Regions from separate parts of the Mus musculus genome. Here regions 1 and 3 are each linked to region 2. The links are chromatin loops, found by intact Hi-C in ENCODE. Cell type or tissue: heart. All regions are shown on one strand. Links, peaks and the distances in the headings refer to the core of each region. The heading gives the core; the rest is flanking DNA.

Evidence for each region. Hi-C counts contacts between places; a loop is a spot of excess contacts. Peaks named below come from ENCODE experiments on the same cell type or tissue, not always from the same donor. Only the 100,000 strongest peaks of a DNase experiment are listed, where the experiment ranks them.
Region 1: a loop joins it to region 2, with 1.9 times the contacts of the local background. A loop is called at or near these places in 6 of 42 quality-filtered maps.
Region 3: it touches region 2 in a loop (2.1-fold over the local background); 2 of 42 quality-filtered maps call a loop at or near these places.

Annotation. Positions count from the first base shown.
Region 1 is chr16:20,665,143-20,675,638 of GRCm38, reverse strand. Eif4g1 (eukaryotic translation initiation factor 4, gamma 1) reads right to left here and starts at 2,912. Exons shown (of 33, transcript NM_145941.3): 1 at 2,763-2,912; 2 at 1,678-1,771; 3 at 1,325-1,411; 4 at 833-853; 5 at 119-295. The coding sequence starts at 1,737. In heart, for the core only: a CTCF peak has its summit at 6,098 (motif pointing right); DNase peaks (open chromatin) are centred at 1,608, 1,808, 2,918 and 3,548; H3K4me3 peaks cover 2,208 bases; H3K27ac peaks cover 1,713 bases.
Region 2 is chr16:20,530,391-20,540,886 of GRCm38, reverse strand. It overlaps Dvl3 (dishevelled segment polarity protein 3), which reads right to left. Exons shown (of 15, transcript NM_007889.3): 14 at 9,895-10,110; 15 at 6,874-9,807. The coding sequence ends at 9,371. It overlaps Ap2m1 (adaptor-related protein complex 2, mu 1 subunit), which reads right to left and starts at 5,407. Exons shown (of 12, transcript NM_009679.3): 1 at 5,286-5,407; 2 at 3,153-3,269; 3 at 1,314-1,579; 4 at 472-554; 5 at 74-79. The coding sequence starts at 3,226. In heart, for the core only: no CTCF peak of the experiment used is centred there; DNase peaks (open chromatin) are centred at 2,716, 3,466 and 5,486; H3K4me3 peaks cover 3,322 bases; H3K27ac peaks cover 1,884 bases.
Region 3 is chr16:20,712,686-20,723,181 of GRCm38, reverse strand. Clcn2 (chloride channel, voltage-sensitive 2) reads left to right here and starts at 6,546. Exons shown (of 24, transcript NM_009900.2): 1 at 6,546-7,273; 2 at 9,413-9,569; 3 at 9,723-9,854; 4 at 10,174-10,302; 5 at 10,395-10,496. The coding sequence starts at 7,187. Polr2h (polymerase (RNA) II (DNA directed) polypeptide H) reads right to left here and starts at 5,356. Exons shown (of 5, transcript NM_145632.2): 1 at 5,188-5,356; 2 at 4,275-4,358; 3 at 4,098-4,191; 4 at 2,580-2,663; 5 at 917-1,272. The coding sequence starts at 5,260. The coding sequence ends at 1,155. In heart, for the core only: CTCF peaks have their summits at 5,591 (motif pointing left) and 6,900 (motif pointing right); DNase peaks (open chromatin) are centred at 5,461, 6,491 and 6,921; H3K4me3 peaks cover 5,082 bases; H3K27ac peaks cover 4,522 bases.

The DNA of each region.
Region 1 (10,496 bases), core at 1,489-9,488, 130 kb before region 2:
AAACCTGGACAATGACCACAAGTCCCACCCCTATAAGAGGAATGGGTCCAGAAGGCCGGGTAGGAAAAGTGGAGGAGGACTACACACTAGGTAACCTGACTTCCAGCCCCAGCCTCACCTGTCCAGGGATATAGTAGGCTCCTTGGGAGGCTGAGTAGGAGATCTGGGAAGGGATCATCATTACTTGGGATCCAGCAGGGTAGACATGGGGAGCTGGGCCAGGACGGGCAGGGGCTGCACTCTGCACTCGGGAGGCTGCACTGCTAGGGGGCTGGGCCCGGCTAGGGTAGAAGTGCTATTAGGAAAACAGAAAGCAAGTGGGGTCAAAATGGGAGGAATAAACAGCAAAATCAGCATTCCACAATGTCCATACAGTCTTAAGAGTACAGCACTTCAGCGCATGGCGATCAATCCTTCCCAAGCCCCACATGACCAACTGATGGCTAAGTGGCCTCCTTACACTTGCCTTCTAACCTGGATGAAAACTTTGTGTCCTGTAACTGTCCCTGCCATGCACACTCAGTCACCTCCAGACTACCCCTCCAGAGGCCTCCTAACAGCTAGATAACATCATGCCCTTCTGGACAACAGACTCCCCAGCATGCACGATCCCTTCAAGTACCGAGGCTAACTGCTACATGCAACAGTCTCCCAGTTCTGGGATACTTTGCTTGTCAACAGTTGACTTCTAACATGCAGTATTTGGACTCAAACTCCTAAAGTGCAAACAAGGCACCCACCGTGACCATCCCAATCTGTGTCTAGCTACGGACTAGGGTGGAGGATGGGGTGACACCAAAGAGGTGGCTTGGGATTAGAAAAGGGGTATTACCTGCAGAGACCTGAATCCTCCCTGAGAGCACATGGGGACAGGAAAGACGACAATTATCCCCAAGGTGATGGAGTGGGGTTAGGGGGAGTGAAGTGGGTAGGAAAAAGACCCTTCCACTTGGGGAGAACTTGGAGAACACAAAAAAATAAAACCACAGCTGGAATGTTTATCTCATTACAGTTCAAAGAGAACGGGAGAAGAGGAACAGGGTAATGCCAACCTCCTAGTATAGTAGTAAAGAGCTGGCAGCAGGGCCCACAGGACAGCCTCCAATTTCCAAAGGCTCAAAGACCCCAGTAACACCACTCTCACACTCTACGAACTTCACAGAGGGTCAGCCACCCTAAGTAACTAACAGCACGTAAGAACTCAGAGCAACTGTCAAGGAATGGAGGGGCAAGTATACAGTGTCCATAGTTCCCATACTAGCCCCAAACCAGCAGCTCATTTTCCCAGTTCCCACCCAAGCCTACTCAAGCCACAGTCCCTCACCTGGCGGGGCTGAGAAGGCGTGTTCATTTGTGTCGCTTGAGGCGTGCTAAACACCACCGGTGCAGTCTGCCCCGGGGGAAACGCTGGCTGAAGGGGAGAGACCAGAGTTCAGCAAGAGGGGAAGCCTGGGTGGGGCTTAAACCCAAGCTGGTGAAGTATGGGGAGCAGACCTGTAGTAACAGCCTCAGCAGTCCACATGTTCCCTCCCTGTGACAGCCCCAGGGACAGCCAGGGGCCCTATCTCAATTTGGCAGCAGGCAGCTGCACTTTGCCCTGACACAGATGGGGGTGGGAAAACTGGGAGCTGCGTGACCTCCACCCCGCCGGAGTCCTGATCATTTAGCCTTGATTACCTGTGGGAGTCCAGGGGACCTGGCGGGTGGGGGGCCTGTGGGCTGGGGAGCTTTGTTCATTTCATTTGGTGCCACATTAGGGTCCCCCCAGCACCTGTTGGAAAGAGCAGAGCTCGGAACGAGGAAAGGACCCAAGCTTATGGCAAACGGGCTGGGGGAAAGGTTGTATCAAGAGCTAGGGCCAACACGGATTAAGGGAGGTGCCAAGTGAATGCAGAAACAGAAAACATACAGCCTGAGGACCCCACCAGCACACTGCAACACCCTGACCCCACCCTTGCCTGCTCAAACAGCCCCCTCACTCACCCCCTCGGTTAAGAATAAGTCCACAGTGCGGCCTACAGGTTCTGGGCATCCGAAGGCCTGGGGTTGGGAGGTGAGGGGTATCAACCTGGCTCCACGGGGCCCAAGACCAACCAGACCGGAAATTCCAGGTCTTGCTGGCACCAGGCTCCCGGATCACAAATGAAGCCGGCTGCTCCGGCCGTGATATCCCCACCCCCCACCCGGGGACACCGGGTTCGAAGCCTGCCGCGGGGCACTCGCGCGGGGCCGGAGAGGCCTGAGGCCGCCCGGGAACACAAGCCAGGAAGGGCGCGAGTCCGGCCGCACCAGCAGGGCGGGCGGCGACCGCCGCGAAAGCCGGCTCGGGGCAGGCGAGGGTCGGCCGCCGGGCGGGGCTGGGGGCTCCTCCCTGCCCGCCGCCGCCGCCTCCCAGCTCTGCGCAACGCGGCCAGTGCCAAAGAACAACGTGTCACTTCCCGGCGGCCGCCCGGGCCCCGCAGGGGGAGGGGGTGGCGGGTTTGCGCCGCACAGCCTGCGCCGGGCCGCGGCCCAGGCCGGGCGGAGGTGACTGTCTCGCCGCCACCCCAGCGCCCTCCCCGCCCGGGCCCTGCTCCCCACCCCCACCCGGGCCCGGCCCGGCACACGTGGGCCGGGGATCGGCCTGGCGAGTAGGGCCTGGGCGCAGGCTCGGAGCCGGGGCGCCGGGGCGTCGGCGCAGGGTGGCGGGCCCCGGCCCGGATGGCGGCGGATGCGGGGGGAGGGGTGGGGGGCCGGGTCGGGCCCGGACATGGCGGCTTTACCTTCAGTCTCCTTCAGTCCGCGCGGCCGAGCCCCACGCAGCCGCACAGACGTAGTCCACAACCATTTCCGGCTCCCCGCACAGATCCCGCTCGGCGGCCACCGCTTCTCCGCAGGCGCAGCCAGCGCCCCACGTGACCGGCGCAGAGGGCGGAGCTGCGCTGGCGCCGGGGAAGCACATGGGATTTGCTCCGCCCCATCACGTGACACCCACTGCCCGCCCCCGTGTCCCCTCCCGAACTTTGGAACTCCCAGGCCGACCCCCTCTGAGGCTCTGGCGGTTCTTTAGTTCATTCATACTTTGCGCAAGCATTTATTGAGCGCGTGAGTGCTAAGTGAAGTGCCGGCCTGGAGCTCAGAGTGCGGAATCTAAAAAGCAGTCCTGCCCTAGTAAGTGTAGTGTGCAAATTATGCAGCCTCTGAAAATGCTATAGATTTGATCTTTGATAGACCTATTAACAAAGGAAATTCAATATTGCACCAAAGAAACTGCCGCAATCTAAAGAAGCAATTTTACTTTTGTTTTTTTAAAAAAATCAGTTGCTCCTAGGGAAACGCAAAAGTCAACATGAAAACTTTGGAATAATGGAAAAAGGAATCCCAAAGCTGTACGTGTGCTGACTGGCTAAGGCAGGGAATCAGTTACCATAAGCTTTAAAGTAGGGAAATGTCACCAGGCAGTGGCGAGCCACGCCTTTAATCTCAGCATTCCAGAAAGATAGGCAGGTAGATCTCTGAGTTCAAGGCCAGCCTGATCTACAAAGCAAGCTCCAGGACGGCCAGAGTTACAGAGAGACCACATCTTGAAGATTTCTGAGATGGTTCAATGGTTGGCGCACTGGTTGCTCTTTATTGCCTGCTCTTCAAGAGGATCTGGGTTTACTTCCCATAACCCATAAGGCAGTTCATGTCTGTGTGTAACTCTGATTCGTTAGAATTCTGCCCTCTTTTGCCCTCTAAAGGCACCACATATGCATGTAGTGCACAGACATATGAAAACAAAACATTCATACACGTAAATATTTAAATTTTAAAAATAGGAAAATTTGAACTGGGTGGTGGTAGTCCACACCTTTAATCCTAGTACTCCAGGGGCATAGGCAGGAGAATCTCTGTGAATTAAGGGCTAGACTAGTGTAGAGAGCTAATTCAGGACAGCTAGGGTTACACAGAGAAACCCTGTCTCGAAAAACAAAAAAAATAGCCAGGCTGTGGTGGTGCACGCCTTTAATCCCATCACTTGGGAGGTAGAGGCAGGTGGATTTCTGAGTTTGAGGCTAGCCTGGTCTACAGAGTGAGTTCCAGGAGAGCCAGGGCTACAGAAAAACCCTGTCTGGAAAAACCAAAAAAAAAAAAAAAGAGTTGTACTCTATTGAACTGAGCATTTGAGCATTTAGTTAGGTAGCAGAGCCTTTCCCACTGGCCTTTCTCCCTCTCACATGCTACCTCCTAGCATGCATTATATCACAGAATTGGTGACCTAAGTGAGGGGGGCAATAATGTAAACTTCATCACTGTGCTACCAAGAAAGCAAGGCTACAGGGTGGGCAAATGCGGGCACAAGGATCCTCTAGATGGCCTGAGTCCTCAGTGGTCATGTGCTTTCCCAGCATTTGGGAGACCTTGGGTTCAATATGCAGTAACAGAAAACAACCAGTCCAAAAAAAAAAAAAAAATCACCATAATCAGTAGCTGGAGAGACAGCTCAGGTAAAAATTGAGCATGTGCCAGGTAGTGGTGGCACATGCCTTTAATCCCAGCACTTGGGAGACAGAGGCAGGCGGATTTCTGAGTTCTGCAGAGTGAGTTCCAGGACAGCCAGGGCTACACAGAGAAACCCTGTCTCGAAAAACCAAAAAAAAAAAAAAAAAAAAAAAAAAATTCAAGCATGTGATGGTACACATCTTTAGTTCCAGCACTTGGGAAGCAGAGGCAGACTCTTAAGAGTTCAAAGAAAGCCTGGTCTACAAACACAAATTGAGAGTTCCAGGACAGCCAGGGTTATACAGAGAAACCCTGTCTCGAAAAACCAAAAAAAAAAAAAAACCACTAAATCTGAATCTGCTCCCCAAGACCCACATTAAAAGCTGGCCAGGGGGGCTGGAGAGATGGCTCAGGGGTTAAGAGCACTGACTGCTCTTCCAGAGGTCCTGAGTTCAATTCCCAGCAACCACATGGTGCTTATAACCATCCGTAATGTGATCTGATGCCCTCTTCTGGTGTGTCTATCAACAACTACAGTACACTTATAAGTAAAATAAATCTTTAAAAACAAAACAAATAAATGCTGACCAGGACTTGTAATTCCAGCACCAAGAAAGTTGAGAGAAGGCAAGATGCCCAGGGATTTGCAAACCAGCCAATCTACCTGAATCACGTGCGCTGCATATTTATGAAAGATTTCTCTAAAAAAGGAAGGTTGACAGCTCCCCAGGAAAACACTAATTGACCTTTAGCCTCTCATGCACACATATACAACTCCCCAATATAAATATCTGTGGATACACACACACACACACACACAGGGGATGAGGGCATTAGGAAACTAAATTATCACTCTAAAGATCTGAGCAACAGTTTTGAAGAAATAAAACAAAATATACACTTGTGGAATGAACCAAGGTAAACCTGCAGAGTGTTTTGTAACTTTCTGCTGAACTCAGTGAGGCCTGTCACATAGGGCTCCCTTCTCTGCTGGCTTTTTTTCCTAAACAAACTAGTAAACAAAAATCAATTACGGCCGGGTGTGGTGGCACACGCCTTTAATCCCACCACTCGGGAGGCAGGTGGATTTCTGAGTTCGAGTGAGTTCCAGGACAGCCAGGGCTATACAGAGAAACCCTGTCTCGAAAAAAAGCAAAAAAAAAAGAAAAAAAAAAATCAATTACTGCCATGTATCTGATAACTCTCTCAGTTCATTAACCAGAAACTGCTCTTGAACTTTTTTTTTTTTTTGGTTTGGTTTTTTCGAGACAAGGTTTCTCTGTATAGCCCTGGCTGTCCTGGAACTCACTTTGTAGACCAGGCTGGCCTCGAACTCAGAAATCCGCCTGACTCTGCCTCCCGAATGCTGGGATTAAAGGCATACACCATCACTGCCCAGCTCCAGAAACCATTCTTTTTTTTTTTTTTTTAAACATCTGTGTTTTTTTTTTAAAGATTTGTTTATTTATTTTATGTATATGAGTACACTGTAGCTGTAGTTGTGAGCCTTCATGTGGTTGTTGGGAATTGAATTCTGGATCTCCGCTTGCTCCAGTCGACCCCACTCGCTCCAGCCCAAAGATTTATTTATTATTATAAATAAGTACACTGTAGCTGTCTTCAGACTCACCAGAAGAGGGCACCAGATCTCATTACAGGTGGTTGTGAGCCACCATGTGGATGCTGGGATTTGAACTCAGGACCTTTGGAAGAGCAGTCAGTGCTCTTACCTGCTGAGCCATCTCGCCAGCCCCAGAAACCATTCTTAATCTTGATTGGTTAAGTATATAGTCCAGGGAAAGGTATGGAAGGAAATTAAGCTAGACATTCAGGCTCAGCCAGGCGGTGGTGGCTCACGCCTTTAATCCCAGCACTTGGGAGGCAGAGGCGGGTGGATTTCTGAGTTCGAAGCCAGCCTGGTCTACACAGTGAGTTCCAGGACAGCCACAACTACACAGAGAAACCCTGTCTCGAAAACCCAAAAAAAAAAAAAAAAAAAAAAAAAAAAAGGTTTCAAAGTGAGTCTATAGGGTGAAATCTTGTCCCCTGAACTACCTAACAAAAAGTCACATGAAAACAATTTTGTTTGTGTTGTGACCAGTGCTGTGCTGGAATGTGAACAGAGGTACTTGGTACCACTGAGATGGCCTAAGGCCAGAGTCAGGTGCTATGGGCCTGTAACCTCAGCTACTTGTGAGTCTGATAGAAAGTTCACTACACTACTGGCTTGTGTGTCCAAAGGCACATTGGGCTACATAGTGAGATCTTGTCTCAAAAGCAAAAAAAAAAAAACAAACAAACAAAAAACTGGTGGCGCACGCCTTTAATCCCAGCACTTGGGAGGCAGAGCAGGCAGATTTCTGAGTTCGAGGCCAGCCTGGTCTACAGAGAAACCCTGTCTCACCCCCCCCCCCAAATAAAAATAAATAAATAAATAAATAAATAAAAATACATAGAGAAACCCTCTCCTCCCCACCCTCCCGAGAAAGAAGACTGAGAATGTAGCTCAGTGGAGTATTTGCCTTGGAATGTACAAGGCCCTAGACTCAGTACCCATAATACCTCTCCCCAGGAGAAAAAGACCTGGATTGGGCAGGGGAGTCTGGGAGTAGGAGAAAGATGGATATGTAGAAGCAAAAAAGGCAGGATATCCGTAGCTTGGGGTAGCAGAAGCAAATGGGAGGAAAAGCTATTTGTTTCCAGAAACCATTCTGACACCCAGAGCTTCATCCAAACAGATGGTTACTTACCTACTCGCATCCAGCAGTCCTCAGGGAGAGCTCTTAGAAAAACTCTTTTAGACCTGGCTTGAGCCTCAATTTTTGAGACAGGGTTTCTCTGTGCGGTCCTGGCTGTCCTGGAACTCACTGTGTAGACCAGGCTGGCCTCGAGCTCAGAAATCCACCCGCCTCTGCCTCCCAAGTGCTGGGATTAAAGGCGTGAGCCACCACCGCCTGGCTGAGCCTGAATGTCTAGCTTAATTTCCTTCCATACCTTTCCCTGGACTATATACTTAACCAATCAAGATTAAGAATGGTTTCTGGGGCTGGCGAGATGGCTCAGCAGGTAAGAGCACTGACTGCTCTTCCAAAGGTCCTGAGTTCAAATCCCAGCATCCACATGGTGGCTCACAACCACCTGTAATGAGATCTGATGCCCTCTTCTGGTGAGTCTGAAGACAGCTACAGTGTACTTATTTATAATAATAAATAAATCTTTGGGCTGGAGAGAGTGGGGTCAACTGGAGCAAGCAGAGGTCCAGAATTCAATTCCCAACAACCACATGAAGGCTCACAACTACAGCTACAGTGTACTCATATACATACTCATACGCCTTTAATCCCACCATTTGGGAGGCAGAGGCAGGCAGATTTCTGAGTTCGAGGCCAGCCAGGGCTACACAGAGAAACCCTGTCTGGAAAAAAAAAAAAAAAAAGAAAGAAAGAAAGAAAGAAAGAAAAAAGAAAGAAAGAAAGAAAGAAAGAAAGAAAGAAAGAAAGAAAGAAAGAAACCTCTTATGCCTCAGCTTTCTGAGTGCTGGGATTACACGTATAAGCCAACACACCTGGTTTATTTTAATTATATTTGTTTTGTGGGGGGGGCAGGGTCAGCAGACAACTGCTAGTAGTTGGCTCTCTCTCTGTCTTATAGGTCCAGAGAAGGTTTACTTACTTGCTGGTCCTGGTTTTTCTTTAGTTTTCTTTCTTTTTTTAAAAAAATTGGATATTTCTTTATTTACATATCAAATGTTATCCCCTTTCCTGGTTTCCCCTCTGAAAAGCACCCTCCCCCTATCCCTTCCCCCCTTCCCCTGCTCACCAATCCACCCTGCTTCCTGCCCTGGCCTTGGTTTTTTGTTTTCTTGAGACAGGGTCTCTTATAGCTCAGACTGGTCTCAAATTCAGTTTGTAGGCAAGGATGACTGCTTCTATGTACCACCTCACCCAATTTATGCAATGGTGGGGATTGACCCCAGGGATCCATGCATGCAAGAAAAGCACTCTACAACTGGATACACCACTGGCCCCCACATGAACCCCCAGACTCCTTTTTTGAGACAAGGTCTCAGTATGCAAATATGCAACCAGGCTGGTCTGGAAAGCCGAGGTCAGTCTGTTTCTGCCTCCCAGTGCCCTAACTGATCTTATTGTTACTACATCTAGAAATCCAGTAAGGCACTAATCAGATCACTATCAGACAATAACAGAGGCTCTTTCAGACAACAGTTATATTGAAGGGGCACAACAGACTTACTGATATCCAAGGATTAAACCTTTTACACATGGGGCCAAGTGAGAACAAGGTGATGGATGACTGAAGAGACCTGAAGTTGCTGATGCTTTCTCAGCTAAGATTCTGAGTTACAGGGATGATGGGAGATGGTTCAGTGGTTCAAAGAACTGGTTCCTCTTCCAGACGACCTGGATCTGAGTCCTTAAACCAATAGAACAGCTTATAACCTAGCTCTGTAATCCAGTTCCAGGAGACCTGACCACCTCTGACCACTACACACACACCCAAACAAAACATCCATACACAAAATTGAAAAAAAAAAATCAAGTGTTGTCATGCACACCTTTAATCGCAGTACTGAAGAGACCCAGACAATCTCTGTGAATTTGAGCCTGGTCTATATAGGGAGTTCCAGGACAGGACTATATAGAGATGCTACCTCAACAAAACAAAACAAACAAACAAAAAAACTACACACAAAAACAAAACAAAACAAAACAAAACAAACCTACACACACATACCAAGGAGGCCAAGTTTTAAATCCTAGAGACATATTACCATAATGACTAAGGGCACGAGATATACCTCAGATACCAATCCTAGTCTCTTACCTCTCATGTGACAATGAGCAAGTTATCAACCTCTCCCAAATTATACTCACCTCTGAAATTGCAACAGCCTCTGAAACACAAACAAGTTATTCTTCCAACGTGTATTGCATTTACTTAGTACTAGACAGTATTCAGAGGTTAAGTGCTGGGTCAACATTACCTATGGTTGTTTGGTAGGACCATGTGCTATGCCCACTGTTAGACATACACACATCTGCAGGACACCAGGCCCCAGGGTAGTGGATTTACACTTGTACTAGCTGTAAACTTTGTTCTAGTGCTTTCAACCTGTAGTAGCGCTGCCCATCAGGAGCAATTGCCTTCCCAGGAGTAGGTTGCTCCCCATCCCTATCACTCTGAGGTCAAAGTCAAGCAGAGATGCTAACGTGACCAGATCGCTCAAGCAGCAGCCTGAAAGGAGTTCTCAGGATATATCAAGTTAGAAAGGAGTGGAACTTCACAGTCTTGGGCGTCTTTTAGCCAAGGTCAGAAGATGGGCCTGGAGGAGTACACAAAATCCTTTGAAGGGTAGTTATAAGAGTTGATGTACAGGTCCTGGAGAGATGGCTCAAAAGTGCACTGACTGCTCTTCCAGAGATCCTGAGTTGTTCCCAGCAACCACACGGTGGTTCATGACCATCTGTAATGGGATCCGATGCCCTCTTCTGGTGTGTTTGAAGAAAGTGACAGTGTATTCACATATATTAAATAATTTTTTTAAAAAAGTTTATGTGCAAATATAGATGAATGCTCTAGAATATTCTTTAAAGCTGGATGTGTGGTACATGGCCTTTAATCTTAACATTCTGACATGAAGGCAGAAGTATCAATTTCAAGGTCAGACTTAGATACTTAGAAAGTAAAAGACCTTTATCAGCAGGGCAGTAGTGGTGCATGGCTTTAATCCCAGCACCTGGGAGGCAGAAACAGGAAGATCTGAGGCCAGACTGGTCTATAGAGCGAGTTCCAGGACAGCCAAGGCTATACAGAGAAACCTTGTCTCAAGAAACCAAACCAGCTGGGCGTGGTGGCACACGCCTTTAATCCCAGCACTTGGGAGGCAGAGGTGGGCAGATTTCTGAGTTCGAGGCCAGCCTGGTCTACAGAGTGAGTTCCAGGACAGCCAGGGCTACACAGAAAAAACCCTGAAAAAAAACAAAAAAAACAAAAAACTTTTAACTTTTTTT
Region 2 (10,496 bases), core at 1,178-9,177:
CTCACAACCCTTACAGGGCAGGATCTGCAGAACAGAGTGAAGCTGCAGTGGGAGAAGTGAGGGAACAACTTACCTGATGCTAGAAGCCGCAGAGCCAGCAAGGGGCCAACACAACAGGAAGCAGCATGGTAAGCAAACAAAGGGAGAAAGCGATAAGGCTCAAGTCTGAGAGGAGAGCCCACGTGCTTTTCTGAGGAACACAAGGCCTGAAGAGCAGACACACCCCTGTCCCCCGTGTAGAAGAAACCAACTGAGCTGTATTCCTGGTAATAGAGATGCTGAGTTGGCAGCTTCTGGGGTAGGAGAGCTAGCTACCCAGAGCAAAAAAGGCCTGCAGTCATGGTAGGAGGGCTGAGGCCAGCACTTCCTGTCAAGGGCAAGCTCATGAGTCAGCTAGAACAAGGCCAGGGATCAATAGGAAGGAAAGGAGTTTGGGGTCCACCCTGTGTGCTATACAATTAACTCAAGTACCTGACTCTTGATACCCTGCTGGGTGATGAAGGTTTTCAGTGCACCTGTCTCTGAGTTCTGTGGGTAGCCAAAGTCCAGAATCTCTGTAAAAAGAAGGGAATTACAGCCTGGCAGTGAGGTATATGCCTTTAATCCTAGAAATCAGGAGGCAGAGGCAGGTGGCCGAGTTCAAGGCCAGCCTGGTCTACAGAGCCCGTTCTAGTACAGCAAGGCTACACAGAGAAACCCTGTTTCAATAACACAAAACAAAAAAACAAAAAAAGAAGGGAATTACTAGTTTCTGGAGAAAACAAAAGATTCCTTCCTTCCAGTCCCTCCTCTGGCCCGGATATCCCTGCCTAGAACATAGAACAGGTCCTGGTGCTGTACAGAATCACCTACAGCCAAGTCTTCTAGCTTAGAGCACTCAGCTTAGGATTTGTTCTTCATACGAAAATACAACTTTTTTCTTCAAATGTAAAAAAGAAAAATCATGAAAGAGTCACATGGTCAGTGAGTGGGTAAGAGGATTAAAAAAACCCTGAGCCCTCCTTTTCTCCAGAAAACAGATGGTGGTGAAAGGGAAGTCGTCACAGATACTACAAGAGGAAAGAGGACAACCAAGGGACCTACAGGACTTCCTCTTCTCCAGGCTCTGAGGGAGTGTTGAGATAAGAGTTGAGTTCAGTTTGTGAAGATTTTAGGCTAATACAGGTGGCTTGGCCACCAAACCCCACAGTCAGGTTCCTAGCCCCAGCAAAGACTAAAACTTCGTGCTGGCCTATTTTCATATTCTACTCTAAAACAAGACCCTCTCAGTTAGGCCCCTCCCCACAGTGGCATTTAATCCTCCAATGTCTCACCATCCAGCAGCTCGTATATGAGCACAAAATTGTTCTTGATGTTCTCCTCGCTGATTTTGCCAAAGTAAGCAGCCATTACATCACACATCTTGTAGAGGAATTCGAAGACCATGGCAGCATTGACATTCTGCTTGGTGACTGCGGCCAGCCAGATGTTGGACCGCTTAACATGGAAGAAGCTGGTGCGAGCGATGTTTGTGACAGGGCTGCGCACCTGCTGCCGTGCATGAATGACATTGACCCGAAAGGCATCCACAGCATTCCTCCTAAGGGAAAAGATGCAAAGAGGCAATTCAGTATTTAGGCAGACCTCACCCCCTGAGGATCACCTACAGATGCTGGCTGCCCCACCCTCCACACCACTGAAATCTGACATATATTCATAAGTCAAGGCCTAAACCACTAGGGCTCCCTTCTTATACCACCTGCAGGGTCCTGGGAGAAGGTTCTGCACTGGCTTGCTACCTAAAGGGGAACTCAAATGATAATAACGGGAAGAGTGCCTGTAGTGTTAATAAACTGACTCCTGGGCCTGACTTGCTTTCCCAGATACACCCCAGCTGTCCCCACTCTAGCTTTCCAGGAAGTTCCAGGCCTGCAGAGAAAGAGATCTCTGTTGGGTCCATCAGTGGGGAAAGCTAACTCTTCAGGGAGTTGAATAAAACTAGTATGACCTTGGAAGAGTCTACTCTAAAGGGTGAGAGGGGCTATAGACTGTGCCACCCACTTCTTTTCTAAGGTCTGACTTCTGAAGGGGATGAAAAATGATGAAGGAAAACAATTTGGGGGGGCAGGACCCCCTGTACCTGAGCGGCAGCTTCACAGGCTGCTTACCTATTGCTACATCAGCCAATGAGATGGGATGAGAGAAATGACGTCAGCAAGGAGGAGATTGACAGCAAGGAGAGAGAGGGTTAGACGACACACAACACACCAAGGTGGGCAGCACATACCATGAGGGAGAAGCAGACAAGACAGGCAACAGGTAGAGAGCACGCTAAGGCATGCAGGGTGCCATGTGGCCCAGCTGTGGCATAAACCAGGACCATCCAGGCTGGGAGTAGCAGGAAGGAGTGGAACCAGCCAGGTTCACTTAGGCTAGGCACTGCCACAAACTAAGTCTAGGTTAGCTTTACCACCAAAAAATGGATACAGCCACACCAAGCTAGCCCATTAGCCAGGGAGGCAAGAAGGTAGGAGAGCTACCATAGGTCTATTCTGAGACTATTTATCTCAAGCTCTTTTGAGAAAGAAAACCAAGGCAGGAAGAAACAGAAGAGCCTAGCCTCAGGCTAGACAGTGGAGGATCTCTTAGCAAGCAGCCAGAGTGTGAGGCAGAGTGAGAAGTGAGACTTTAGGAGGTCTTAGGAGCTGTCCAGCTCCACCCAGATGAGCTACAAAGGCAGCATGACCCGCAGAGCACAGTAAGCCGGTTCACAACCAGGGAGGGCCCAGGAGAACTGAAAACAGCTGAGTCAGCAGACTACAGAGAGGTTTTAAGGGGATCTAGGGAAGGCTCTCAATATGAGAAGGATTTGAAAGCAAGATTTAGATGGATTAGTATCTCCACACACACACACTAACTACACCCACTGGAGAGAGTGCTCCCTTCTAAAAGGAAGACCAGGCAAAAGCACCTGGTCTTCAGCCACCAGACCTACCCCAAAGACACAGGGAGCAGGAAGGGCAGGGATTCCTAACCCTAGGGGGTGGAGGTGTCATTCCGAGGCCTGGAGCCTAGCAGCTAGGCCAGTGCCCAATGGGAACCAGGCTATATTGCATGCTCAGGCTGAGGCAACAGGGAGGTTGAAACACAGCATGCTCAGTCAAGGGACTTACCCGATGTCATCTCTGTAGACCCGGGAGATAAGCACCTCCCCCTTGTGATTATAGATGAATAAGCCTCCGATCATGGTGGCAGCTCAGTCTCTGTGACCCATTGCTCTGAGAACAGACCTAGGTAGGAAAGGGGAGGGGGGATTAGGGAAAGGGGAAATCTTTAGAACCCGTCCACGCCAATGGGGCTGTACAGGCCCGCCTTGTTTCCTGACTCAGTCCTCTAGCAAGTGACTCCCAAGTCCTCCGCAGCCCTCCCGAGGCTCCAGTTCCTGTTTTTCCACACTGGATAGGGGACAGCACTTTAAGAGTGTGAGGCCCGGGGATTTAGGCCATTTTTATCCAGCCTTTTCTGAGGGCTGAGGAAAGTAACCACAAGGCCGAGCTCAGCCCCCTACTGTGCACTCTCACTCCTGCTGCTTCCAGTGAGTCACAGAGAAGGCCTGCCTGCAGATGCAGGAATGGCGTGGCGGGAGGGATTACTCTAGTTGGCTTGAGCCTGGGCCTGCCACCAGGCATAACCTTTAGAGCAAGCATTACCCTTCCAAGAAGGCAACGGAGCATGACCCTCTAGAAGTCTACACATTCCAGGAAAGGGTGTGCAGGGTGAGGTGGGGCTGGGAGGGAAGAGGCCCTTAGGCTCTAACACAGAGCCAGGAAGGTGGCTGAAGCAGGCACATCTTTCCCAGGCAGAGAGATAAGCAGACAAAGGAACAGAGGCCCGCTTAATAAGTTCTTTAAAAGATTTCATTTTTACCGACACACAGGTACATGCCAGTGTGCTGTATGTGTGGAAGCTAGGTGTTAGACTGAACACTGCCCTCCACCCCTCAAGCCTGAGTTAGGGTGGTACTGAGCCAAATGACATGTGCCGGGACCTGAACTCAGGTTTTCTGGAAAAGCAGTAAGAACTCTTCAATGCTGAGCCCCTTTTACAGTTATTTCTGGTTACTGTCTTTTCAAAATTTCTAAGTGTGACAAAAATTAGGTCTGTATGTAGTAGCATTAATCCTGCCATCTAAATTGTGTCTCCAAATCTGCCAAGTCAGTCACTTCTGGCCTGGTGTTTACCAAGCAATGGGCAGGGATAACAGAATGCCTCGACTGCCCAAATTATTTTGGTCAAAATTAAGGTAGAATATTTGAGTAACGGGGTTAATCTGGTTCTAGATTTCTGGATTAGTCCAGATATTAATTTCACTGAGGTTAGTTTAACAGACTTTTTGAAACTGAAAAGTTAACCCTTGAAGCCCAGTGACAAGTCCAAAGAAGGTGAGAAAGAAAATGCAAAATGGAGGTTGAGCGCTGAGCAAAGGACCAAGTCCACAGGTATCAACCTCGGGTGGGGGATGGTGTGTGTGACCTCGGGGGGGGGGGCGGTGTGTGTGTGTCCTGGACGAAAATGCAATATTTAGTTAAGGAAAGGGTTAGCTGGAATTGCTAGCAAAAGACCAGGATGACCCCAAAGCACCAAATACAGCTGTGGGAGTCCCTAAAGGTCTCCTATGGCAAAGGTCATAGGAGCTTGGGAGGAGCGAAAAACAGCGAAAAGAGATAGACAAGAAAAAGAGAAAGCTGAGAGACAGGGCCTACTCTTCTGTTAGTGAAGCATAGGGGGCTGGTGGAGTTTTTCTCAGCTGAGGGAGGAGAAGACATCTAGGCCCGGGAGATGTCACCACGGGATGCGGGGGCTGTCACAGGTCTGAGGTACAAGAGCCGTGGGGGTAAACCAGGAGGATGGAATCTCTCAGTGTTCGAGAGAGACCTGTCACTGTCCAAGGGAGTGGCACCAGGGGATGTCAATGTCCTGGGGGATGGGGAAATAGGAAACCCCGGGGTTGAGCGGTTGTCAGGATTCTAGGGATGGGGCGCCGCGCGGCGTCTCCCGCTCTAGGATTCCAGCCCTAGTCTCTTCCCGGAGACGCCTGGCGGGTCACTGGAAGGCGTTGCTCCCCGCCCTTGCTGCAATCGCGCCCAAGGCACCCCCGCCCGGTTGTCTACTCCCTCCCGGGTCTGAAGGCTGAGGCCACTCCCCGGTGCGGGCAGTTTTCCACCCAGCACCGTGCAGGGCAAGGCAGGCTACCACAGCACCCTCGTCGCCTGATAAGGACCTCTAAGTCAAGCCTCCCAGCTCACCTGGAGTCAGCAGCCCCCACAAGGCCGGCCTGGCCACTCTCGGATCCCAAGATGTCCGCCCGCCCCCAGCTCGCCTGTCTGCTGCCTCGGCTTTCACTGCAGTGCTCCCGCCCCACCCCGCCCCGATCGCAGCTGCGCCTGCGCGCTCGCCTCCAGCGGCGACTACAAGTCCCGTCAGTCCCCGCAGCTTTCAAGCTGACACATCTGAGCGCCCTAGGCTCAACAAAACTACAACTACCGACAGCCTTCAAGACAGAGAAGACGTCAGCTTTAGTGCGCCTTGCAAGCAACACGTGTCGTGATACACTCCAACCATTGTTTGCTTCACTGAGAATCACGGGAAGTGTAGTCTCTGCGACCCTTCCTGTTCCTAGTTAAGTGGGGTAGCTTTAAGAGACCAAAGCTATTTGTCGAAACCAATTGTAAATTTTGAATTACTATAGTCTTTTATTGTCTCCAGATTTCGAAGACTGGCTACTTTACAAACACAACTTGGCATAAGCTTGTTACTGCTGAATTTACTGTTTTTTTTTTTTTTTAAACACCACGTTTGATTCTCCCAAACGTGTGTGTGTGTGTTTTTATATATATATATAAAATTTATTTGTATGTATTTTATATATATTCTAGGATTGGACTGATCCCTTTCTCAGGGATAATTATCCAAACAGAAAAGCTGGGAAGGAAGACAGCTAAACGTTAATGTTTTCCTCAGCTAAATCTGTGACTGTGGTGTGATGGTGACGTATGCCGTTAATTCCAGAGTTCTGGAGGCAGAGGCAAGAGCATCTCTGTGAGTTTGAGGCCATCCTGGTCTAAATAGAGAGTTTCAAGACAGCCCAGGCTACATAAGAGACCCCTTTTGCCCTCTACTCCAGTTTAGTTGGGCATGGGATTTTAAAATCCCATTTCTCCTTTAATCCCAGCACTTGGGAGGCAGAGGCAGGAGAATTTCTGACTTCGAGGCCAGCCTGGTCTACAAAGTGAGTTCCAGGACAGCCAGGGCTACAGAAAAACCCTGTCTCGAAAAAAAAAAAAATCCCATTTCTCAACTGTGCAGTGGTGGCACATGCTTTTAATCTCAGCACTGGGGCGGGGGGGGGGGGGGGGGTAGAGGCAGGCAGCACTCTGAGTTCAAGGTCAGCCTGGTCTACAGATCAAGTTCCAGGACAGCCAGGGCTACAAAGAGAAACCCTGTCTCATAAAAACAAAAAAGGAGAGAAAAGATTTCCTATGATATCCAAACTGAGAGAATGAGGAAGAGCCAACCTGGACACAAACAGCTGTCTGATTATTGCCAAATCAGGAAAATTTGGTTTTTCTCTCAGGAGACAGAGACATCCTGCTGCCTAAACAGGCCAGAGACTTCTATGGCAGAAAGGAAGTGGGTGGGTGCTTAAATCTGGTTGCTAACCCTACTATTCCTAGCAATCTCCTTCTAAGTAGCGAAAACCCAAAAACTTCTAACTCCTGAACTATCATTCAAGGCTTCATATCTATCTTTGCAAAGGTTTTCTCTTCCCAATATACCCTAAAAGTTTGCTGGTTTAGAGTAAATTAATAATAATAATAATAATAATAATAATAATAATAATAATAATAGCTACCATTTATTGAGCACCTACTCTATTGTGTGCCAGGCACTGTGCTAGGCACTTTTCGTACAATATCTAATTCCTCACAACAACCCTGTGAGGTAGGTATTATTATCATCATTTTACATATGGGAGGACTGAGGCTCCAGAGAGGTTAAATAACTCTTTTACACAACCAAAAATGAGAGCTGGAATTCAAGCCCAAACCAACTTGACTCCAAATCCCATGCTCTGTAAATTAAGAAAGGGAGAGGAACAGCTGAACTTCAGAGTGTCAAGAGTAGAAGGGTGTGTGATGCTGACTAATACCATGTAGGTGTAGCTTGTAACGAAGGTCACCAGGACAGGAATTCAAGAGGAATAATGCTTGACTATTATGGACATGCCTGTGGAGATGTCCAGTGGGTAATAAAAACAGGTCTAAAGAGAGGGGAAGCTGGGGTTGGAGATCCAGATTTAGAAGTGGCCAGCATATCAACAGCTTAAGAAGAGAATGGCTGACACTATCATGGGAGTGGGAAAGGAGGAGATGTGAGCCAAAGACAGGATGACAAGGGTACTGGCGTCCAGCGCACAAGTGAGCACTGACGAGGGATTCTCAAGATCACAGGAAAAGGCAGAGTTAGAGAGAACCGAAGACAGCTAAGATCAAATCATGCTTCTAACATAGCCCTTTGTTCATTAAAATCCCAGAAAAGGTGTTAAACGGATGAATGAATGGCAAAACAGCCCTACTTCAAGTTGCCCCCAAACCTGGACTAAGGACATCCTGATGGGGGGAGACATTTGCTGGGGCATGCTAGGCAGACACTACAGAGCTATGTTCCCAGCTGACACCCTTGCCCTGAAGAGTTAAGAGTCTGGATAAGTCAGAGTTTATATAGCAGAGTTTTAAAGAGAAATTTGTGATTTAAGGTAGAAAACAATTTTCAAAATAACTGGAGCTGTTTGGAAGTCCCAGTTGTCTGCTTAAGCTCCAACTGGCCTGTGTTCCCAGGTCTCATGGAGAAGATGAAAACAGAACAGTTATAAGGATATGGGGGTGGGGTGGGGGTGTAGGAGGGAAGTAGAGAATGGCCTGTCAGTCACCTGGACAGCCCTCTGTGGAGCCCATCTTTTGGGCTTTATCCAAGTACAAAGACATTGGGAACATGTATGGGAAGCGTAAGGGCTAGCAGGAAGAGGAGAGGGCAGTCACGGACCAGCCCCATATCTAGGGATGACTTGGAAGAAGGGTCCAGCCCTCCGGTCAGGGACCAGCCCTGAGGCGTGTGTGTGTGTGTGTGTGTGTGTGTGTGTGTGTGTGTGTGTGTGTGTGTGTGTGTGTGTGTGTGTGAGAGAGAGAGAGAGAGAGAGAGAGAGAGAGAGAGAGAGAGAGACTCACGTGTGTGTATATATCTATGTGTACGGAGAGAGAGAGAGAGAGAGAGAGAGAGAGAGAGAGAGAGAGAGAGAGAGAGAGAGACTCACGTGTATGTATATATCTATGTGTACGAGGTGGAGGGAAGCAAACTTCTCTACTTCTCTCTGAGAAGAACAGTCTTACACCTGGGGGAAGCTGAGGTCCTTCCCAGAAGCCTAGTGACCTTGTAGTGTGGGTGTGAGGGTTGGACATCCTTGGGAAGCCCTGAGGGGCTGCTGAAGCAGAGTTCCTGGTCTCCTTGGAGGCTGGGCCTCCCCTTCCTGGGGACTCACAGAAAGTCAAAGAGCCCGAAATTCTTGGCTGCTCCAGGCCCAGGGAAATTTGAAGGAAGAAAAAAGAAGAAAACTGTTTCAGGCTCAGAAGTTAGATGAGCCTATTGGTTAGTAGGGTTAGATCTCAGGGGACCAGCACACAGGACAGGCATGGATGGGGTCTAGGCCTAGCAGAGATAGTCCCTGGAAGCCACTAGTGGCCCTGGCAGCTGAGGGGAGGCTCTCTGGGGTTCTGATTGGGTCCAAGCAGGGACAGACAGCACAGATGCCGACTCGAGGTGGCTACAGCTGTAGGGTGAAGGTCTGACGCAGCGGGCAGGGCAGTTAGAAAGGAAAAGACCTTTTTTCGGTGTCAGTATGGTGGGGCAATATCAAGAACTCTGTACACATGCTTAAGGAGGTGGGCAAAAGGGGACTGAGGGTAGAAAGGGTGGGCTTAAGGTGTGACACCCCAGGGGTCAGTTCCTAAATGTGCGAGTGGAGCATCAGGAGTTAACAACAGCAGTGCAGAGCCAGGGACTTGAAAAATCCTGGGAATTCCAGAACTGGGTGGAATGGGGGCTGGTTAGTGGGCAGAGGCACCAGCTGGACTAGAGGCAGGTTAGGGGCTGTAGCATGGATGAGTAGAGACACCCTCATCCTTGCTGCTACCAGCAAACAGTAGCAGTTAGTTCCATTTATTTCCCTTTCAGGTACCAAAGTGTTTTTAAAAAAAAGGAAAAAAAAAAAAAAAGGCCGACTGATGGAGATGGGGGTGCAGCCGGCTGAGAGGTAAGAGCTGGAGAGGGGCCCTGATCACATCACATCCACAAAGAACTCACTGGGGTTTCCCATTGCCATGCGGAAGGACTGTCTGCTGGCCGTCAGTTCCGGGGGCACCGAGGCCAGGTCACGCCCTGGAGGGGCTCCTGGGGGACCCATGGCTGCCGGCGGCGGGGTCATCATCAGCATCGGGGGACCATAGAGAGGGGGCACTCCGGGTGGGCCATAGCTTGGGTGTGTGTGGTGGCTGCGCAGGCTGCTGGTCAGCGAATGGTGACTGCGGTGGCTGTGCTCGCTGGCCGCTGGGCCTGATCGCTCGCTTGGTGCCCGCTCCCGTGGCCCCCTCAGACTGCTGCGTGTAGTGTGGTCTGACTCGCTGCCGCTACCACCTGACTTGGAGTCCCCAGCTTTTGGGTCCTTCTCCTTGCGCCGGTCGCTGCCACTTCGGTTGGAGCCACTGCTCCGACTGCCTGTAGGAAACACACAGGCCCAGGATGGAGGTGCAGAGGTGACCTGGGCTCCCTGCTGATCCTTCTGGCTGGGTCTTTCTGACCTACCTTCACTGTGCTGACTGCTGGCGCTGCCCCCACCGTAGCTGTAGCCCAGTTCTGGGAAGCCTGGGTGTGGGTTGTAGGGATGCGGAGGTGGTGGGTACTGGTAAGGGAAAGCCATAGGCCAAGGGGCAGCTCCTGGGTGCGGCAAAGGAGCCAGTGTGTCCTGGTCAGAGGCGCCACTGGAGCCATCATGGTCGTGAAGCGATAGGTTGGCCATGTCTGTGGAAAGAGGACTCAAGTAAACTGGTCTGTTGTGGTTCCACACCTACAATCAGGTCTCCAGCCAAAGATGGACTGCAGGAAACAGTGTTAAAGTTTATGTCCAGAACAGGAGGCCTGCAGATTTCTTTGGGCACTCTCAATAGCTCTACAGCTAATCCCCACATCTAATTTCCAATACCTTCAAAGTTTCTCCCTAAGTACTAGGAAGGCAGATGCAAGAGACCTGATATGGGTTCGAGTCCAATCTAGACTACATGGTAAGTTTGAAGCCAGCCTAGGCTCCATTATCATACAGTCTCAAACAAAAACAAAAACAAGAAAAGAAAAATAAAGACTGGGATGAAACAAAAACAGAGCAAAAATGAAACAAAATCAACCCCACA
Region 3 (10,496 bases), core at 1,506-9,505, 180 kb before region 2:
GTGTAGCTGATGCCATCATTTCTTCCCCAACACACATACACACACACACACACACACACACACACACACACACACACGAAGAGCATGCTCACCAGATGGCTCAGTGGGTAAAGAAGGCTGACACCAAGCCTGAAAATTACCTTCTCCCTGACACACACATACAATAAGACAAAATAAATGTATGAAGGAAAAAAAAAGTGCTTGTAAGCAGAACACTTTTCAAGTCGCTCTTTCTTTGCCAGGGCAGTGACAGTGGCGTTGTATCACTATTTCTGATAAGGATCTTCCAGTGTAACCTAATCCATCTTCCTTCAACCGGACAAGCACTGACTCCATGATATGATTACAGGATTCCTCCCATCCCCCAATTCATCACACCCACACACCCTACTGTGGAAACTGAAAAAACACCTTTGCTCCTCCCTGCTGAGGCCACTCATTTTCAGCCCATTTCTCTAAACACTATTTCTAACACCTCTGGTAAAGACCAAAAGAGATGGGGAAGGAAACAGCCCAGGCATCCCAGCAGGGAAACCAGCTCCTGTGACAAACCCAGGCCATCAAGGCACAACTGGAGGCCAGCAAAAAGGCTCAGTAGGTAAAGAAGCTGCTCTTGACAATCGGAGTTCAATTCCCAGGATTCAGGTGATGGAAGTTTAACACACACACACACACACACACACACCACAGCGGTAGGGTGAAGTAGAAGGAAATCGAAAGGGAGACAGAGACAGAGAGACAGAGACAGAGATTTGCCTATGTGTGATGTATTGCTAGGTGTGATGCAATCCTAGAACTTGGGGGGGAGGGGGGAAGGATGGCGGCAGGAAGAAAATCAAGTTCAAGGCCAGTGTGGCCAAAACAGAAAAAGCAAAACCTTGGATTCCCCAACCCGCAATGACAATGGAGAAGAGTCTGAAAAAGAAAACTTTAATAAAAAAAATCATATACAACTTCAGGTTCATGCTAAGTTCTCCCTCTCGGCCTTCCGAGAGGGAGAGTCGGTTTTCCACTGCATTCAGACAAACTGAAGACGTCCCCACAGTGGACAGAGTTCCGCCCCTTTTACAGGCTAACACCGACAGCTTCTACACAGCCTTGAACAGTGTCCATGACATGAGTGACTAAGCAGCAAGTCTGGTTTCCCACGAAGTTCAGAAGGCCAGCTTCTTCATCAGCAGATAAACTCTGGAGTCCACCTCAAATCCATGCAGGTTGTTGGCATCACCCTGAAGCCTCATGAGCAGGCCCCCATAGGACACGTACGCAGAGCTGAAAGAGAAGGCCCTTGTCCTGAGCCTAAACTCTACAGCAGCTGCTTCCCAGCAGCTCCCACCCATGGTTTAAAAAGGCCTAGTATTCTGTCACCGGGAACCAAAGATTAGGAGAGAAATGAATGCATGTAGACATGTGCATTAAGTCCAGAGCTAGGAGACATACAAATGAAGATGTCACCATTCTCTGCAACGTTATACAGCTACTAGACTGTTTAGGTAGGAGCTGCAGAGATGGCTCAACCGGAAGATCACTAGGTGTTCTTGCAAAATGCAGAAAACCTGGGTTCACTTCCCAGCACCACACAGCATCTCATAACCACTTTAATTCCTCTTCTGACCTTGGTGGACTCATGCCTGCACATGATACACACACACATACAATAAATACATTTTTGAAAATGCTAAGGAGCCAAGAGAACGGCTCATGCCTTTAATCCCAGCAGCAGGAGGCAATAAAGTGGATCTCCTGAGTCCAAAGGCAGCCTGGGTCAGTCCCAGTCCAGGCTACCTTGTCTCAAAAAAAAAAAAAAAGTTTGGGGAGCTTTCAACTAATAAGAAAAATATTGTAAAGGGTCTTAAAGAGAAAAGTAAACACTTAAAAAAAAACTATTTAAACTCTTTGTTTGTTTCTGTTTTTAAAATAACAGGGTCTCACTATGTAACCCTGGCTGGCCTGGAACTCACTCTGTAGACCAGGCTGGCCTGGAATGCACAGAAATCCACCTGCCTCTGTCTCTCCAATGCTGAATTACAGATATCTGCCACCACAGCAGCTACTCAAACTCTTTATCTAAAAGATTCCCTAGGTGACTATTGTTCTTCTTCTCATTTTGTTCTTTTTCTGTGCTTCAAGTTTCTGACAACCACACTTTTTAAACATCATTTTAAAGAAAAGGGGAAAAAAAATTCAGGCAGGGAAACCAAAGATCCAAGGGTTGGGCTACAGAGAAGCAATACATACTTAACCAAAACAAACAAACAAACAAACAAACAAACAAACAAAAAAGGCCTGATTATGCATAGTGCACGTGTTCTCCAGCAAGATGCTCTGTTGTCCTTCACAAAGCAAGATAGCTCGTGCCTCCTCTGGACTACAGGGTCTTGAAAACCCTGACTATGGTGCCGCTGAGTGACCCACATACAGGCTGGAAACTGTTCCCAAGACAAATTCTTCCACCTAGGTTTGGAATACTAGAAACAAAGGGGGGTGGGGGTGGGGAGAGGGCGGCAACACAGAAGTAAAAGCCTGGCCCAACCTCAGAGCAGGGAGGGAAAAGACTTTTCCTAGACAGTGTTACTTACAGGCGTGTGGCTGCTTCAGTGGAGGTCTCATCCCCTTCGATCCTGTACACTTTCCCATACATGACATACTCAAACTGGTCAGCCCTACAAACAACAGACTGGTCACTCTTCATAGTAAGAGTCTACGGGAACTTTAGAAATGGAGACTGATGAGGTACACATGCAGAACCATGACCTTCCTTGGCCCCCACAGAAATTCTGTGAGGTACACATGACCATCTGTATTTCATTGATGAGGAGACAGAAGGCTTTGAACTGAAAACTCAGGTTGAGTCGTGGCCTTTTAGCCCTATTCCAACTGGCCTCAAACTCACAGTCAGACAGACTTGTGCTTCTGTTTCCCAAGTGCAGGGACTAAGGGTGCTGGTCACCAGACCTACTACTCCATAGTCTTTCTATCACACCAAGCTCCCTCACAAGACCTAAGTTACTATGTAATCCTTTCCTCAGCCTTAAAGACCTAACCCTGAACCAAAGGCGGCACATAACCTTAATTCCAGCACTGAGGCAGAGGAGGTAGATGTGACTCTAAGTGCAAGGCCAGCCTGATCTACAGACCAGGTCAACCAGGTCTCTACAAAGTGAGAAGACCCTGTCCCACATAAATAAATAGATGCAATTCACAAGCTTATGATCACTGCTCTCAGTAATGAATAAAACTAGTCATCTGAATTTTTTTCAATTTTTTTAGACACAAGGTCTCATGTAGCCAAGGCTAGCCTCAGACTTGATATGAGGCCAAACATTTTCTTGAACTCGTGAACCGTCTCCTGAATCCTGGATTATAGACAAAAGCCATCACATCCAGGTCTAGTTGTCTGAATTCTTTTTTTTTGTTGTTTTTTGTTTTTTTGGTTTTTTTTTTGAGACAGGGTTTCTCTGTATAGCCCTAGCTGTCCTGGAACTCACTCTGTAGACCAGGCTGGCCTTGAACAGAAATCTGCCTGCTTCTGCCTCCCAAGTGCTTATGCTGGAATTAAAGGCGTGTGCCACCACTGCCCAGCTAGTTGTCCGAACTCTAATTGCAGCAATGCCTTTAAGGTAATTCAGATTCCACTGACAGCAATCATTTATCTCTAGAAGTAAAGACTTTCCTATATACTTACGTTTTTCTTTCTTTATAATATATACATAATATAGAACATATGTTATATAACATTATATGTAATATATAATATGTACTATATATTATATGTAATGTACAACATTATATATAATATATAAATAAATTATATATTATATTACTTCATTACATTCTCATCATAGTTACTTATATATAGTATTAACATATGTTATTATATACTATAACATACATGTTATATATTATATCTAATATATAACATTATATAACTTATGTTATACATTGTCATGTAATGTGCATAGTATATAATACATATTGTATCCAAGAAATCAAATTTTCTATAACATATAGTTATACATATGTATATCCATAATCTACATATTATACTTTCTCTGCACTATATTCTTATCTTAGTCACTTGTTTACTGCTACCTCACCTGGAAGGCCTGTCATCTGTGGGGTTGTATTCACCATCATCCAAGGTACCATCTTCATACAAAGTACTAGCTATAACCAACCGGAACTTGTCACCTGAATAGAGCAGCAACATCAGGGTAAAGAAGTAGACACCTAAGACCAAAATCCTCTTGCCATTGCCCGTATTCAATACTTACCTAAGTCCACAGGGTAAATCTGAATGTTTACATCTAAGATGAGGTCCATCTTGAAAGATTCACTCTCACAGTGCAGCCGGGATACTGGGGAAGAGTGCATGACAGACATGATTACAAAGTCTATCGATGCCAGCTTGGGGTCAAATGCAAGAGATCAAATCATCTAACATGCACACACCCACCAGCCTCCCACAACTGCAATCAGAATCAGATTCACAAGAGGGAAGAAGGCAGTAACCTCAGCAAGTGACAGGGTCCCAAGCAAGCGGCAAAGCTCCTCCAGCAGTGGCCAGTCTCCAGGCTCTAACTAAAAACGCCTGGATGATTTAGACTAGAGTCTCACTGGTCCTGAGACTTCCTCTTTCTAGCAGGAGACACTGCTGAGGGAATCTGAGGGATGTATTCAAAACTGACATCTGTCTTAAGACATTTGCCTCCAGGCTAAGCGACACCAAGAAGAAACAACTTCCGGATCGTTGGGAAAATAAATACACCAAGCGGTCAACTGAATGAAATTCAGAGAGCTTCGGAAAGAGCTAACTTGTTCTTAGGCTAATACAAAATTATTGGTTAGGAAGGCAGGTAGGTAACTCGCTGCAAGACCTGGGGTAACAAAAGAGATAAGGCACCATCTACTTTTTCCAAGAATAAAGTTCAGAGCACGGTAGAGCACATAATAACTGTGTAGGGAGTTAGAAAGGTTCCCAGGGGTATGCCAGCACCCAGCTAAGGGCCACCCACCGGGCACCAGGCACCGCAAATATAATAGAAAAAGCTGTCTCAAGTTTCTCATTCACGAAAAAAAAAAAAAAACTGTTTCCTGAGGGAGGTACCGAGAGGGTGGGGCGGGCCAGCCACTTGGGGTGGGTGGGCATGTTGGCCACTTCCCTCCTACCGCCCCGACACCGCTTACCTCGGTCAAATTTCTTGCCTTCTGGGTCGATGTCTTTCACATCGAAAATATCCTCGAACAGGATGCCCGCCATCGCGAAGGGCACGAAAGCTGCAGAGGATGTGAGCGCGCGGCCACCACTGGGGATTCGCGCACCCCCTCACGTGGAGAAAAGTAAGACAGGGCAGAGTACCGCCCCAAAAGCGGCAACGAGGCCGAGGGCGCGTGCGCACGGGCTGCAGTCACGCAGCCACTTCCGCTGCCTCCTTCTCGGGGCTTCTTCACTTCCGCCGGGAAGGGCCACCTCCGAGGTGCTCGGGCCTTGTGGGCGAGTCTCAAAACTCGGTGACTCCGTCCAAGGCGGGGACAGATTAAGTCCCACCTCCGACGGGGTACCGCGCTGCGCCCGGCTCGACGGCGCCCTCTTCAGACTGTGGATCCCAAAGCGTGGAAAGCTTGGGGGCCTAACCCAGCCAGGAACCTTGATCCTTGGCCCAGAGAAGCCCGGCCCTAGCCCTTCCCTGAAGTCCGCGTGCCGGCCGAGGGCACAGTCCGCGCTGCAGGCAGGTGGAGCAGAACCCCGCCCGCAGAGCACCAGCCCTCCAGGACCCGGTGCCCAGCCCCTCAGACTGTCACCAAGATCCCCAAAGCTGGTGCGAGCTGGCTCGGACCAGCTAGACATCACCGGAGCCGGGTGCGTCCGGTTTGGGAATTTGCCATGATGTCACTCTCGGGGAAAGGAAAGCCCGCATTGTGCCCTCCCCTGGGGCTTCACCTCCTCGCCACTCCCGTCTTCCCTTGGCCCTGCTTGGCACTAGCCTCACACTGATCCCCTAGAACACTGCCAACTGAACTTGGTACTGCCTGTCACCCCACTATACCACCCTCTTCTGGACACTGAAGTGCGCCTTTCACTGGGAGGCGACAGCTCGCAATACCTTCTTTCTAGGTGCTACCTCCTCTCATTACAGCCCCTGTGCTGGGCACCCTCTTGTTTCTTGAATGAGTCTTCATCCTGGTACTATTCTTTCTCCACAGATTTCTGGACACTGTCCTCTCCAGTGGCTCCAACCTAACGCTGCCCATCCTCTTTGTGCCCTCGACACCTTCTTCTTGTCCTTCCCAGGACCCCGAAAGACAATGTGGAGCCTCAGTAGGCCGTTTCCTCAGGGCGTCAGCAGCTACTCAAATTCCCCCTTAAGCGGTGCCTGGGAGGAGCGACCTCTGCTCCCCCCCCCCCCCACACACACACACACACCCGCCTCCCAGGAGCGGCCTCCCCCGCACCAATAGCTCCCTTCCCTCGGGCCTCACCCCTTCCCGTCCCCTCCCACCTCCACCTCCGCCCCTCTTTCCAGGCCTAGCCATTCCAGGTGCACCTTCCCGGGGGAACCCGGAGGAAAGGAAGGAGAAAGGGAGGCAAGGAGGGAGCCGGCTCTCGGGCATCCTCCCAGATGCGTCTGAGCCGCCTGAAAGTGTGAAGCAGAGGCTGCCCCTGTCCGGTCTGGCTTAGAGAGCCCGAATTAGCTTTTGTCAGTAGCCCCCTACCCCAGTTCAAGAGTCCCCACATCTCCAGCCCCTCCCGCACAACGCTGCAGCCGCGGGAGAGCCCGTCCCTTCCACGTGCCAGCAGACCCGCCCCCGCCCGGCCCCCGCACCCTCAGGGCGCTGGGTTAATCCCGGGCCTCCGTGGCGAAGGGGTGCGAGATCGTGTTTCAAGCGCCCCCTGCCGCCTCTCCGGACACCAGGAGGCGGCCCCAATGCAGACCCCGGCCGGGCAGGGACGCCCCTGCAGATGGGCCGGGGCGGAGCAGCAAAGCAGGGCACCGCCCTCGGCCCGCCCGCCGAGGAGGAGACGCTAGCGGGAGGCTGAGCCTGCGGCGCGCGCCCGGGGACCCGTCGCACTCTGCACTCGGCCGCCTGGGCTGAGGGGACGGGACGGGTGCGGGCGCGGGCTCAGCGGGCCGGGAGCTGAGTCAAGGCCGAGAAGCAGAGGGAGGCAAGAGGACAGTGCACCGAGATGGCGGCTGCAACGGCTGCGGCGGCCGCGGCGGCGGCGGCGGGGGAAGGGATGGAGCCTCGAGCGCTGCAGTACGAGCAGACCCTGGTAAGTGAAACCCAAGGGTTGCCCTACGGGACCAATGCTGCAGGTTGCCCTGGAAAGTGTGAGGACAGATGGCCTACCCTAACCCGGCCTCAGCCTTTCTCAGCTATGGAAACTGAGGTTCGGGATCCGCCAGGCTGTGGGTTCAGAGTGTTGGAAAGCTGCTTGCTGGTTTCTGGCTGAGACTGGTGGCCTGCAGAAGACAATGACACCAGGTGCTTGGCCCAGGTGTCCTTTCTCTTACCCACTTCTGCATACACGTTTTTGTTTTCTTCACTTACCACTTGAGTCCAAGTTACAGCAGCCCAGTGCTCTTTCTGAACACCATCTATACTATTGAACTTGATCCACATGTCTATCTACTTTCAACACCCTCCTGGGTCCCTGCTGTGTACATGGTCCCAGGCTTAGCTTAAAGACAGTAGGAAGTAATCAAACCCAACCCCTGCCTTTAACAGCTCAAGCCCAACATTGACAAGAACTCCTCAGGAGACCCTGTTGGAAAAGGTGGCTTAGGTGGCTTTTTGCCACCCTGGGGACTGAAGCTTTAGGGCCGATGCAGGAAGCAGGAATGGGTGTGAGAACTGAAACCTTTGTTCCAGCTGGATCTAGCCAGGTACCCCACCACCACCACCCACGCCCATGGAGTGTCCCTTGACCTCATAAGAAGCAGGGGTCCTGAGCTTTGAGATGACTCATGACCACCATTGCTGAGAAGCCATTCACCAGAATGGGGGACCAAGCCCTAAGGAAAGAAAGTGGCCCAGTAGTTTCTTTTTTATCACCTTAGGCTGGAATTTGCCCGAGAGGATAACAGGGAGAAACAGCTGTAGGAGAGGGCCTGGGCTGTAACTGAGTCAGAGAGGTGCCCAATTACCAGAGACTGTGAAACAGAATAACTGGTATGAGAGTACAGTGCCAATCGATAGTGGAGGCAAGCCCTTTTGTTGGAGATGGCCCATATCCTGGCCGTCCACGGGTCAAGAAGAGGCGCATTTGGCCATGGAAGCCAGGCATCTAACATGGAATGGTAACTCTTTTGCACCAGCGGCTGCTCCATCTCCTTGTGCCTGTGGACTGAGTTCTCAGGGTCAAGCGCTCCCTGCTCTGGCCTCTCCCACTTCCCCTCCCACCCTTTTGTCTTGCTCACCTCCTCCCACCTGCTGTGTTTCTCTGTACACTCTTCCTCCTCCTCCCTGCTCTGGACACTTATGTTGCTTTTCCTTGACTCTTCTTTCTGCCTTTCCTCTGAAGTTCCTCTTCCCCCCCCTGCCCCCCCCTTTCTTCTATGTCTCACCCTGTGTCTCTATCTTTCCCTCCCCCCCCCCAACCCCAACAGGAGCCCTTTGTGTCCTGAAGCTCCGCGGGTGGCAGCCAGAATCTGCTCCTCCCCACCCCCCAACACACGCCCAGCTTGGCAGGTCCAGCCATAACACTCTCCCTTCCCATCAATCAGCCTAGTAGCCACAGCCTTGCCATCTCCAGCCTCGGTGGTCCTTGAACCTGTCACTGGCCCCAAATGCAGTTCCAGAGTAGGCCTGAGGCCACCCAGCACTGCCTATCCACCCAAAGAGGCTTTCCGTGTCTGCTGGGCTGACAGGCTGATGGGGGTTTGGGAGTGGAGAATGAGGACAAGGGGATTAGGGTGGGTGGGAAGGGTGCAGCTGAGTTGGTCACAGGCCAAAGGCCCAGCAGGAATGTGATAAGGATTGGGGCTGGGACCTCCTAGGCCCAGCTCCGCTGCCCTCAGCTCTACCAGGTTCTTGTTGTTGTACATATGCCCTTGACTGCCCCTCTGACCTTCCCCCTTCCTACTTTCAAACTGCCTCAGGTTTTTCCATCTTTTCCCTCCTCTGGACCCTTCCCTCCTGCTCCACCCCTGACTTACTAGAAGAGGACCGATTATTCTGCCACCCCCAGAGTTGTGTCCCTGTACCTTGTCTGTCTCCATCACTCTGGCCAGGACAGCCCCCGCAGTCTGCACTGTGCATTGTTCCCACACTCTGAGCCTGAGTATAAACTGGATTCAAGATGGGGTATACAGTGCAGGAGCTGAGCGAGGGGTGGGGTCAAAACCCAGGAACTCTCTGTCTCCCCACCTCAGATACTCAGGCTCATGCTACATTCTGTCCATTGCTCCAGATGTATGGCCGGTACACTCAGGAACTCGGGGCCTTTGCCAAAGAGGAAGCTGCTCGTATTCGCCTGGGAGGGCCTGAGCCCTGGAAGGGGTCCCCTTCTGCCCGGGCTACCCCAGAGCTCCTAGAATATGGACAGAGCCGATGTGCCAGATGTCGCAGTAAGATCCAGATTGGGGCAGGGACCTGGGTGTTCTATTTTGAGGGAGACAAAGACAATTAGAGCTGCCCATGGGCGATGGGGAAAAACAGGGTACAGAGTAGGAACACTTTGGGACCAGCTTCTTTATGCATCTTCCCTTCCTTGCTTCCAGTTTGTTCTGTACGCTGCCACAAGTTCCTGGTGTCCAGGGTCGGTGAAGACTGGATCTTCCTGGTTCTGTTGGGGCTCCTCATGGCACTGGTCAGCTGGGCTATGGACTATGCCATCGCTGTCTGTCTACAGGGTGAGGGCAAAGGCTGGCGAGGTAACTTCTTTCCTGCATGCCACAGTTGTTTAGGTAACTTGGCTACTGGCCACTTCCTCTGGCCAGTCTGACTGTCCATCTCCAGGCAATAATGACTGCCACTTGTACGGGCCACACCTTCCTCCCTTCCCTCGGCAACAGTCTTATCTGCGATGGGCTTTGTCCCAGTGAATGCCTTCTCTAGCCTTGCCTTCCCTCCGTCCCAGCTCTGTACACTTGTCTTATCATTGTGTCCCAGTGGCAGGCAAGGTGCGGGTGTGTGCACTGTAAGTCCAGCAGGCATGTCTTCTGCCCACAGCTCAGCAATGGATGTCCCGGGGCTTAAACACCAACATCTTACTCCAGTACCTGGCTTGGGTTACCTACCCCGTGGTCCTCATCACTTTCTCTGCTGGATTCACCCAGATCCTGGCCCCACAGGCTGTCGGTAGGATAGGAGGAGCTGGGGGAGGCTCAAGCTTCCCGAATGGAATGGCGTGTGTAATCAGACAATGCTCCTGGGAACATGTATCTCTGCAGGGTCTGGCATCCCCGAAATGAAAACCATCCTTCGGGGAGTGGTGCTGAAAGAATACCTCACCCTCAAGACCTTTGTAGCTAAGGTCATTGGGCTAACCTGTG